Linked DNA regions of Homo sapiens: all the other regions are linked to region 1. Evidence: chromatin loops called from intact Hi-C (ENCODE). Cell type or tissue: ascending aorta. All regions are shown on one strand. Region 1 overlaps SLC12A1 (solute carrier family 12 member 1). Region 2 overlaps LOC124900354 (a long non-coding RNA gene). Region 3 holds the start of LOC124903485 (a long non-coding RNA gene).

Evidence for each region. Peaks named below come from ENCODE experiments on the same cell type or tissue, not always from the same donor. Only the 100,000 strongest peaks of a DNase experiment are listed, where the experiment ranks them.
Region 2: a loop joins it to region 1, with 4 times the contacts of the local background. A loop is called at or near these places in 8 of 110 quality-filtered maps.
Region 3: it touches region 1 in a loop (5-fold over the local background); 30 of 110 quality-filtered maps call a loop at or near these places.

Annotation. Positions count from the first base shown.
Region 1 is chr15:48,249,049-48,253,048 of GRCh38, reverse strand. It overlaps SLC12A1 (solute carrier family 12 member 1), which reads right to left. Exons shown (of 27, transcript NM_000338.3): 14 at 3,373-3,474; 15 at 1,279-1,434. Among named protein-coding and RNA genes, the nearest start is that of SLC12A1, 45 kb to the right of the region's middle. RefSeq lists an enhancer at 624-1,823. In ascending aorta, a CTCF peak has its summit at 2,251 (motif pointing right); a DNase peak (open chromatin) is centred at 2,308; H3K27ac peaks cover 402 bases.
Region 2 is chr15:47,986,351-47,990,350 of GRCh38, reverse strand. All of the region lies in intron 1 of LOC124900354 (a long non-coding RNA gene), which reads right to left. It overlaps LOC102724553 (a long non-coding RNA gene), which reads left to right. Exons shown (of 3, transcript XR_001751520.2): 2 at 2,497-2,714. Among named protein-coding and RNA genes, the nearest start is that of SLC24A5, 130 kb to the left of the region's middle. RefSeq lists an enhancer at 2,150-2,199. In ascending aorta, a CTCF peak has its summit at 2,239 (motif pointing right); a DNase peak (open chromatin) is centred at 2,277.
Region 3 is chr15:48,110,025-48,114,024 of GRCh38, reverse strand. It overlaps LOC124903485 (a long non-coding RNA gene), which reads left to right and starts at 3,903. Exons shown (of 2, transcript XR_007064619.1): 1 at 3,903-4,000. In ascending aorta, a CTCF peak has its summit at 1,584 (motif pointing left); a DNase peak (open chromatin) is centred at 1,544.

The DNA of each region.
Region 1 (4,000 bases):
ATTTAATATACATGGTACTAAAGTCAACACCCAAAGTTCAGATCCAATTGTTTATCCAATTGATTAGCCTGTGGCATCTTCCTATTGCTCACAACATCAGAATCTTTGGCATGACCTTTATGTTTCTTATTTATCTGGCCCCCACCAACTCTTCCAGGCTCTCCCTGTGATCCTTCTCCCCATCACTCAGGAACTTTCTGTGTGTTGAAGGCCTTGAGCCTTCCCAAATATGCTGCCCCGCACTTGCATGTGTCCTTAATGTCATTCATGCTTCACCTTCTGCCCAAAATACCATTCCCTGACTCTGATTAACCAAACCCCAGTTGCTTGCTTTTTTTTTTAATTTAAAAAACCCCTCATTTATTTATTCATTTAAAAAATATTTGTTAAATGTCCACTGAGTGTTTGACTCTGTGAACATAAGTTAGGAACCAAAAAGTTTTCCTGGATAATTCCAAAGTTAATCCTTCCCTCCCCTTTTCTCAGCAATTTGCTCATATTACTCTCATAGTGGTTACTATATTGTATCATAATTAATTCCTTAAGTGTGACTCTGTGAACTCCTTGAGGACAGGGACTATATCTAATTTATCAGGACATCAGAAACAGAAAGTGATGTAATGGAAAGCTTGTCAGGTTGGTTTGGTATCATACACATTCTGGTTATATGGTCAGCTCCATCACATCTTGATTATTACTTTGGCAAGTAGTCAACTCTTTGAACCCCAGTTTCTTCATCTGTAAAATGGGACTAATAGTATTGTGATGATTGAATGAGTGCATGGTATATAATAGGTGCTCAACAAGGTTAACTATTGTTATTCTTATTCTTATTCTTATTTTTTGAGACAGAGTTTCGCTCTTGTTGCCCAGGTTGGAGTGCAGTGGTGTGATCTCGGCTCACTGCAACCTCCGCCTTCCGGTTTCAAGTGATTCTCCTGCCTCAGCCTCCTGAGTAGCTGAGATTACAGGGGCCCGCCACCACACCCAGCTAATTTTTGTATTTTTAGTAGAGATGGGGTTTCACCATGTTGGCCAGGCTGGTCTTGAACTCCTGACCTTGTGATCTGCCTACCTCAGCCTCCTAAAGTGCTGGGATTACAGGTGTGAGCCACTGCACCCGGCCCCAACTATTGTTACTATTATATTGCACGATATTATTAATATCCACCTTACATATGCCTCACCTAAGCCCATAGAAGCTGCTCAATAAATGCTTAATAAATGAGTAGTTAGAGAGAGATTTGGAAACGCTATTCCAGACAGTCATTATCTTACCTGGCTTCTTACAAGTCACATAGACGTAAAGGAAGAATTCAATGACATAGGTGATGACAGCTGCCCACCAGTTGATGACAAACATGACTGCACAGCACAAAACAGCTCCAAAAAGAGATACCCACATGTTGTAAATTCCATACGCAGGTCTCCATCCTGAAAACAAAATATGCAGAAGGAAAACTTCCACTCTACTATGATCATGGCACTGAATATTAGAAGAATGCAGGTAACATGCCTTTTTCCTGACATAAAGAATCAGAACTTTTAGGCCAAGTTCCAGAATCTGTGATTATTTTCCTATGGTCTTGGGTCCCTGGTCTATGAAGATGGTACTTACACCAAATAGAATGCTGTAAAGTTTAGGAAATGTTAAGCATCTGAAAAATATGCCATTCAGGACCCTCCATACTCCGTGCTCCCGACTGTCTTCCCAAACTTCCAAACCTTAAGCATCTAGTATCTATGCCATCAGGAGCTGAAAAGAGGCAGGAGGAATGGAAAGAGTGGGATCTACCAGGTGGGGAGGAGAAACTTCTTGGTTGTCAGAGAAAGAAAAAGAGAAAACAATGGGCTTTTTGCTCCCTTGGAGAAGGTGGAGTAGTCATCAAGGGTCAATCTGCTTGACTTCCTGGTAGCTTCCATTACCCTAAGAGGACAGTGCTTGCCCTTTCAGAAATAATAACTGATGAAAAAAGATGGAGAAATGGCTTTTTAAACTTAAGGGCTAGCAAAGGCTTCTTAAACCCAATGTGTTAATGTGTCATGCATTTTGCAATGAAAATATTTCTCACAGTGCGCACGTGCGTGGGAGTTTTCTGTGTTCTTTTAGTTCCCTGAAATGGAAGCAACTGGAAGACAGTATGGACAGGAGGGAAAAGCTCTGATACGAAGGGCACCTTTTGTTAATGAATGGGGTATGTTTTAAATTAGGAGTTGCCAAAACACAGCAGAACTTTTAAGTGTTTGGGAGCAATTTCCTAAATGGCCACAAGATGGACATAGCACTTCAAGAACATCATTGAAAATAGTCTTATTTTTCTCTGAGTCTGGCTTCCCGTCCGTGTGTGTGTGTGTGTGTGTGTGTGTGTGTGAGGCAGACATTTTCTGGGTTTGTGTATCCATGTGTCTTCCTCTATATGCTGTTCTATATTTTCCTGTCTCTCTCCTTCTTTCCCGTTCTCTTTTTTACTCTTTTCCCTGGCTGCCTCTATTATTTCACCTTATTTTTCAAAAGTGGCCATAACATGGCATGGAGTCACACATTTCTGTGTTAACAAAACACACAAAGAAACAAAAATACTCTGCTACTTTCTGTAGCCTAGTATTCGTTAGATTAAGATTGGTCTGCCATCTATATTTTGTCTTATTGGCAGCAAGTTTTTCCAAAGGAGGCTTAATATCTTGTCAGGCCCTCAATGAGTGGAAATGTGTTTATATATCCGGTAAAAGTTCTCAAGGTGGAGAACTTTCTGAAGGTAGATAATGACAACTCTCTATTCTGGTAGAAAGGCAGAAGAAACTGTAGTGGACAATGAAAGCAAAGAAGAGGTGAGGAGTGACTAGAAAGGGGAAGGTTCTTTGGTGTGAAATTTTGAACAGCTTTAAACCACAGCCCAAAGGGTGCACTGATGCCACCAGCATCAATGCAGCCTGTCTACATTGCCTCCACTCAGCAGGTAATTATGGGAACTACTCATCCTTCTCTTCTGCACCATGGGCAGGAAACAAATTTGATAGTAAGGAAGTTTCAAATATATAGATTAATTCCACTTCTGTGGTCACTTTCACCCTGGAAATAAATAGTGGTGTTTTTCTACTGCTGAAATAAGTGTGGTTTCTCTTGCAATGAATAATTTATTGCCACAGGAGAAAATTGACTTTCTGGTTGGTCAAAAAGGCCATTGCTCAAATGATTCTTTTTCTATTTCAAAACTCATCCCCAAACTCACCAAAATAAAGTGGATTACGCTTCCCACTAGGATATAAGGAAACATATAAACACAGATTGAACACTTTTCACTGATTTATTTCGTTTTATTGAGACAAACTAACTGTTTGCTTAGGCATATTTTAGTTTGGAAGTCAGCTTACCTGGAGATTTGGCATAAGAGGCATGGAAGCAGGAGAAATTAATAAGTGCATATGAGGCCAGGAAAAAGTTGGAGATGATGGGAGCAATGGTGTTCAGTTCCGCTGTAAAAGTAACAGAATTGAACATGTACGTATGAGTGATGAGACCAGGGGCTGAACAGCTGTTATAGCCTCGAAGCTTGAATTTATTTGGAAATTGAAAACATAGCGAGCATCTGTCAAAGTTTAAGAAGTTAGTCATTTTTCTTTGGGGATACATATTTACTCTTAGCTAGGGTTTCCATAAAGTAAGTAATAAAAAAGCCTACCAATCAGAAAATAGACAATCGAGACCTCTACTACAAAAAGTTCAAGTGGCAATGGGTAGATGTGCGACTGGGCATACAATTAACTCCCTGTAGCTTTTCTGGAGGCATCTAATCCTGTGTTCTATAACTGTTATGTATGCAATAAGTAGGCTCTGCAGGATATTAGTTAAACAGCAGTGCACCGAAAACTCCCCAGTTGAAATCTCCCTGCATAGGCCCAATATGTGTTCTCTGATTTTCAGGACTCTTTGTCATTCATACCTTTTTCACATCTCTAGAGAGTTCTACCTCTGAAGGCTAGCCAAAATATTATTATTATT
Region 2 (4,000 bases), 260 kb after region 1:
TAAAAGAAAAGGGCTTGGGGTAGTGTCAGACCCCTGACTCTTCTTCTTCATAACAGACAGGGCTCTCTACAGAGCACCCTTCTAGAGCAGCTTTAGCAACCAAGGGACAGACACCTCAGTCTGTTTTAAGTTTTCTCCTTCCTATTGAAAGGAAGTCCAGAACAAATTCAGGGAGGTTTTCAATAATTACTCATCAACAATCTCATAGTCACAATACTAAAAAAGACTGCTGACATTTTGGTTTATTTTCTAGTACTAGCTACATCTGCACATAACTTTTATTAAGTTTTCTTTAAAAGGATGATTCAAATTTTTGGTCGGTGTGGTTTAAATTTTATTTTTTTTAACTGCTCAAATACATGACCCATAACAGAGGAAATTTGAAGAGTGACTGTTCCACTGATCTACCTAGGTGGGTCTAATATAATTCTTAGAATTCCTCACCACTTCACCTTTTTCAAGTTCGCTGTTTTTTTGTGGGTTTTAGCCCTCTTTAAGTCAATATGACTGTTTTACAGAATCCTTTAGGATCATAATGGGGAAAAGAGGAGAAAAATTGTGGTGGCTTAAAATGTATTCACATTTGTAGTTTCAGATAACTATATAAAAGTCAATCATCAATAATTTGTTAAACACCAATTTGTGCCGGAGTCGCTCTGGAAACTTGCCAGAAACATGGGGGTGAGTATATGAGCCACATAAGCAAAAATCCTCAGTGAGCTCTGGTGAGTGAGATGAGATAATCATGGGAACAATTTGAAAATACTCCAATATGATATGTCATTAAGTACTCAATTTTCTGCTATGGACGTTGGGGAGAAGGGGATTCAGATAGAAAGAGAAAAATATGGGCCAGGCATAGTGGCTCATGCCTGTAATCCCAGCACTTTGGGAGGGTGAGGTGGGAGGATTGCTTGAGCTCAGGAGTTTGAGACGAGCCTGGGCAACATGGTGAAACCTCGTATCTGCAAAACAAAACAAAACAAAACAAAACAAAAAAACAATAAATTAGCCAGGCATGGTGGTGTATCCCTGTAGTCCTAACTACTTGGGTGGCTGAGGTGGGAAGATTGCTTGAGCCTGGGAGGTGGTGACTGCAGTGAGCCGAGATTGTGTCACTGCACACCAGCCTGGGCAACAGAGCTAGACCCTGTCTCAGGAAAAAAGAAAAGAAAGAAAGAAAGGAAGGAAGGAAGAAAGAGAGAGAGAAAGAAAAAAAGAAAGAAAGAGAAAGAAAGGAAGGAAGGAAGGAAAAATATGGACTTATTGCCATTCACAAAAGTCTTTGTGGAAGAAGAGGGGAAACCTAAGCCTTGTTATTTGGTAGTTGGGGTGCAGCCAGGGGAAATGCATTCGTTCAGACAGTGGATGGCAAAGCAGAGTGAGAGTCCATTGCTCTTATATGTTGGTGAAATAGGGTGAGAAATCTCTTGGACCAATGGTCTTTAGACATTCAGTTGACCATCAGGACTGTCCATCAGAGGCTGAATTTTCATTCACTAGACAGGTGAACCTCGGCTTCTCAGCTCTAACTTTTCCTCAGTTGCTCTCCCCTGCACCACCACCCCCAGGTCAATCTTCCTGGGCAGACAGCTCCTCCACAGACAGATGGTTAAACTGCAGGTAACACCTGCAGTGGTGTGGAATTGCACATGGGATATTTCTAAATCATCTAACACAGGTATTCTCACACTTTTATGTATAGCACAGTCACCTGGAGAACTTGTGACATCACATTGCTGGGGCCCACCTACAGAGTTTCCAATTCAATAGGTCTGGGGCCCAGGGCAAGGCCAGGTAAATCATCAGCAGGACCAGTCCTGGATGCTGCTGCTGATGTTGGTCTAGGGACCACACTTTGAGAACCACAGATCTAGGCCATTACGTCAGTTTACAAAAGAGTAACTGAGGCCCAGAGAGATCTCAGAGTTTAAAGACTGCATTAGAAGGCAATTGCCAACCACCCCTTCACCGCTTACCTTGTGCAAAGCCTAGCTTAATCCTCAATTCCTGCAGGGCAAGTCTGACTTTGGTTAGATTTTAATTGTCTGAGAGCTGAACTTCTCTCATCTCAACGAAAGTTCTTGCATATTTAGAAACAGGTCTGCCCAAAGGTAGGAGGATAGACCAACTATCTTTGAGGCTTTTAAGGCTATGACAACATTACATTAGTAAAATAATTTCTTTTACAAATTAAATGTGAATGTGTTAGGTCCATAATCTTACAACCTGTAGGTGGCAGTGCCTTCCTTCTCTATACACAGCTATATGCCTGGTTTCATTTCCTGAGTAGCTGAGAAGCCTGCAATGCATACAGTGTTAGATGCTGGGCCATCTACTCCTTGCCCAAGAAAGCCCCTCCAGGGACAGCTGAATCAGATAACTGGAGTTTGCATTCTGAGAACTATTGTTCTGAATTAACATGTGAGGTTTTAAAATTTTTTCTTATTTTCTTGTTTAACTTATTACATTTTTATCCTCTGCATGGGGTTTTAGACTTAACATCTCTGGAAAGCCAGAAATCAGAGATACAGAGAAGTATTGAAATGCTGAAATGCTATGAATTTACTATAAGAGAACATTCTTCACTGAAGAGATCTCTAGCTGCCAAAACACCCTTTCATGCGTGAAATACCGGGGCAAAGAGGAAGGAAAAGAGAAGAGTATGACTCTAGGAACCATGTTGCAGAAATGCCAAAGGGTGGGACAAACAAGTAAGTGATTGTTCATCAGCTACTGTCAATTATTAAACATGAATTCCTCATTTCCATATGACCCACGACTTGCAGACGACCTGCTGGTACATGAGTTCCATTTTGTCAGTAGTAATTGACATAAAGATACAAAATTAACTCCACTTTTAATCCTAAAATGAAATCATATTGTATGAGTATGAGACATGCACTTGCAAACATCCAGCACTGTCTCCCCTATTCCTAAAGACCCCAGGGCCAGTTCCTTTCCCTAACTTCACTTTTCCTTTAATTGCCACCCCCTCTTTTCAGCTGCTGCCTTAGCAGAGAACACTCTGATCTAATGACTTTTGACCTCCTTTCTGTCTCCACAGAGGCAACCATGATTTCCTGATGTTGTATTCTCTCTTTTAAGCCATGCAAAGATCAATTAATTGCATCTCAGTTAATCTTCCTTCATTGTTCTAACATTCAAATTGAATTGGTTGTCTCCGAGTTTCCAATAGAATTGAGTTTAAACTCTCCTTGGGCATTAAAGTCTGCAGGATGCATTTTCCTCTTATTTATTCAGCCTCATCTGCCATGTCTTACCCTCCTTCCCTGCATTTACTCTGAACCTCACATCATTTCCAAAATGATTGTATGCTTATGCCTTTGTACATTTTGTTCCTTCTGAAAAATTTCTATTCATTTTTGAGAATTAAATGTCATTTTAGGGGAGCATTTCCAGATTTCCACAAACAGCACCTTCCTCATCCTTTAAGACAGCTTTCAGCACATTATAGTGTAATTTGCAGGTGTGCTTGTCTGTTCTGACTCCCAGCCCCTGCCTCACTTTGTTTCACCACCTACTGCAATAGGTCGGTGTTATGATGGTAGCAACTGTTCGATTCTTCTTTATATCCGTAAGACCCAGCATAGAACTGGACAGATAGTGCATGCTAAACATGGATTTTAAATCAATTAATGCTATGCAAGGTACTTTCTTTTGCTTACTTAGGAAAGCCCCTCTTTTCTCAATTTCAACCTTCCCCTTCTGTCTATTATTTCATTTTGTGAGCCCAACACATGGCTTGAGTTCTACAAGTGATAGGTTTGTACCAAGGAAAAGAAAGACAGAAATGTTGAAGCAAAACTGTGAATAGTGATGATTCTTCTTCTACTACTGCTTCTAAAATGTCATTCTCATCAGCTTCTAGAAATCCTTGAAAGTTACCTCAACTTCCCTTTAAGGTATTCACAAATTTTCATCTACATTTTTGTCTCTCCTAGATGAATTTACCTTTCCTCAAGCATCAGAATACAAG
Region 3 (4,000 bases), 140 kb after region 1:
TATTATGTAAAGTTGCATACAGCTAAATTGTTATACAAGTTTGTGCTGAGAACAAATGAAACAAAACTTTGCACCTGCTGGATGTTTGACCTTGGGAAAATCACTTCACTTCTTAGGGCTTCCTTGTTCTCATTTGTGAAATGAAAGGTCTGGGTCAGATATGATTCTAAGATATGTTCTTAATTCTACTCCTAATTAGCATTTGCTAGTATGAAACAATATTAAGCACTGAATGGCTTGTAGTAAAAATGGAAATTTAAATAAATCAATAAATAAGCCATCTCTTGAAATAGCCAAGTTAGCTTACCCATTAAAATCAACACAGCGGTGGTTATTTAGCTGTGATCAAGTTATAGACTGGCAGTCATTTTTTCCCCTTAGGGAAAAACCATTAGAATGATCTTCAGCTCTTACTTGCTCATGGCCCAGCTTCAGGTTAACAGTCTTCTCCCATATACCTGGGCCTCTGATTCCTCTGATTAGTGAGACAGCAGCTGTGATGTTTGGGAATCAAAGCTAACATGTTTACTAAGCACAAGGTATTCACGTACACTATTCAGTACAGTTCCCCCACAGACCCTAATGAATAGAGGAGTAGTTCTCACTGGCTGCTCAATAGATGTGTCTGGTGGGTTTTAAAATTACTGATGATTTGGTACTTACCCAGACCAATTGAATCACAATCTATAAGGATGGCTTAGGGATAGGTATTAAAAAAAATTCCTATGTGATTTTAGGAGGGTGGGGAACTACTGGGGTGAATATTGCTAAGCCCTGCTTTATAGATGATTGATTGAGTCAGTTACCCAAGATCTGAGGATCCATAGCTCATAAGTGAAAAAGCCAGGATGTAGACAAAGGTATGTCTAATGCCAAAGTGCATGAATATCCTTAACTATTAAGCTGAGCCACCTCCTCAGAATCTGTTTCATGAGGGCATGAAACCATGTCTACCTCATTTCCTACAGCACTTCCAGTGTACAACACAGTGCCAGGCACATGCTGGGTATCTAATAAACATTATTGAATGAATGTATAAAGTAGATAAGCTAGTCCACCTTGAATTTTATTTGATAACATCCACAGGACCCTGTAATAACACACTGAGTTTGTTGAGGGTGTGACTGGCTGGGGCCGGTGTTATGGGTGGTAAAAGAATTTACCAGGACAGTTATAGGTAAAAAAAGGCAGATTTGATAAAGTTCGAAGATACATTGCAAGGGTGCAACAGGCAGCACAGCAGAGAAGGGGCTGTCTGCAAAGAGGCAGGGGCTGGAGGGAAGTTTTATGGGGTCATATTGGAGGGGGTACATGCAGATAAGGTATGCAGATCAGGTCCTGCTGCTGGGGTCTACATGTGAATGAGGTATTTGGAAACAGCATGTCTGCAGGTTGTCTGTGATTAGCAGTTTCTCAGAACAATTATTCTCTCCGACCTGGGGCCCCTTCCTTATTGTTGCTCGCTTATCTTATTAGGACTCCGCAGGGTTTTTTGTACATTTGCCTTTCTATCTCATCCAAAATGCCATCTGCCCAGTTCTGGAAGCACTTGTCTGAGATGTCCCCTTACTCAGCGGCTCCATTAGCTCTTCAGCTCCACCTGCTGATGCTTCCACACAGGTTGGGCTTTCCCAGCTTCCCTTGAAGGGAACACAGGCCAATGTAGTGTTAGGAGGCCTGTGAAATCTGTCGTTTGAAAAGGCATTCTGACTCTGCCACTGAATGAAGAATTCGCAATGTTGATCACCCTTGCACTTTATTATCTGCATCCCTATCCCTCAATATGAAGGCTTCCATAGGCGTCCCTGATCACTATGAAGACTAAGGCAGGGAAAGGAAGCAGATGGCTTGGGCTATCCCATACTCTGACTCCAGCTTGTCAATATTACTTGTTTATTTTTAATTTTTTACTGGAATATATAATATACACGCAGAAAACAATGTACATATTTCACAGTTACCTTTTGCAATGTAAACATGCAGAGTCAGATCGCGTGGGTAACATTTAGCAAGATGAGTGAGTGATTGCTAAGAACAATGTGGAGCAGAGTGGATTTTGAATGTAAATGCATTGTTATGTGGAGCCTTCATTACCTCAGTTGCTGCTGTTGCATGGGCAGCTTTCCCTCAGGATCCTGGAACAGGAGGTCAGTATGGGCATCAGCTCGACTAGGAGCTTTCATCTTATCTACTGAGTGTCATTTTTTTTTTTTTTTGTCTCTAACCATCACATGAGTTTCTAACTGGAGCCACAGCCATGACTGAGTGTTGAATGGCATTTCACTCAATGGTTCACATATTCACAAGGCACCTGCCAACTTCCCCAGACCCTTGTCCTTTCCCAGACTCAAGTTAGGCACTAAAACCAGGGTTCAGCACTGGTTTAGAGCATGAGTGAACATTCCTAATTTTCGACCCAATTCAGATTGGTCTAATTTTACTGCTGTATGGCTCCAATGCTGTGAAAATTGTCTAAAACATTTTCAATTCCTAGGAGGTCTTCACTGTCTTCTCAAAGTTATACTTTTTATTTCCTTCACTGGAAGGCATCTTCTAGTCCTCTAAATACTAAGGGGGAGTTTAAATTATTTTGGCAGTAGTCAAGTTTTGCAGATCAAATATTATTTAAAATAAACAATATTTTAGAGTGGAAATAATTTTAGAGCTTGCCAAATCTGGGTTAAAATCTTCCTCCCCATTCTTTCTGAAACAGTCATTGTGGATAATACCATATGCTTTTTAGGCTGTGTGATAAAAAAACAAAAATATCAACCCCTTTTCCCTCTGTACTACTGTATGAGAGCACATTTTATGTTAGTAGAACTTGGCAGAGTCCTTAACTCTCAATGAAACTGAATGCATTGGGCAGGCCATCAGCTGGGGAAAAAATTAACAGATAAGACATTTTCATTAGCTGTATTTACACAGAATGGAATTGGATATTTAGCCTCTGCTCTTTGATACTTGTTGCTCTTACTTCATTTGTGCTAGCCTTACTCTGCCTTTGTTCTCAGAGTTTGAATAAAAGCCTTTCCTGAGTGTTTCAGTATGTGGTGGTTTAAGGAGTGATCTGGAAAAAGGCCTCTTGCTTGGCTTTGCCATTTTCTCCTCTAGCTCTGTTTCATTAGGGGGTTCTGAGGGGGTGGCCAGTGAGAACAAGAAGTGGAGGGGCCCTGACTCAAACACAATAGAGTGTGGAGATTTATTTCCTTCACTTTAATATAATAAACCCCTCAGGGTCTGAGTTAGCACCATCATTTTTCCTTAGTCTTCTATGTGAAGGCTGCCATCCCTGTGTGGGGAGATTAATGCCTCCTTTATTATAAATAATCGGGATGAAGGAATTCATCAGGGATGCTTCAAAATTTGCTGGGCTTAGAAGTTCTCCTACAGGTTTGGAACTCAAAAGCCAAAGAACTGAACATACAAGACTCTGGTCCTGAAGAGAAAAAGCCAACGAATGCTTTATTATAATTCTCTCTGTCCTGGGATAAGAAATGCAAATTACTCAGTGTGCTTTGAAGTCCTTCCTTAGCAATGAGAGAGGGAGGCTGTCATATCTCTGTTGTTGTTGCAGTTGTTGTTGCAGAGGAGGCTGGTGTGGGGCTAGAGAACAAGGAGCAGAATTGACCATAAAGACTGACCATTGTAATCTGAGTAGCTTAGTACATCATGCCCATGCAGTCCAAGACTGTTCCTGGGACTGGAACTATGGCCATTCCTAGTAAGTCTGTCTGCTGAGTGCATGACCTGCAGAAGTCTTTGTGAAAAGGGTCCTTGCGTTTTGGCCTGCTGGGCTGCTGTTTTAGATATGTCCAAGGAATTAGAACTATATTACTTTTTTTCTAGAACATGAGGACACACAAATCTCACCTTTTGCCTTTCTCTCTCTCGTTTTCCAGTTCTTTCTGAAACTATTAGATCACTGTGGTCTACATGGACGTGGGCCTCCCAGATCCCCCTTGAGGAAGGAATGTCACCCCAGCTGCTATGAGTGCCA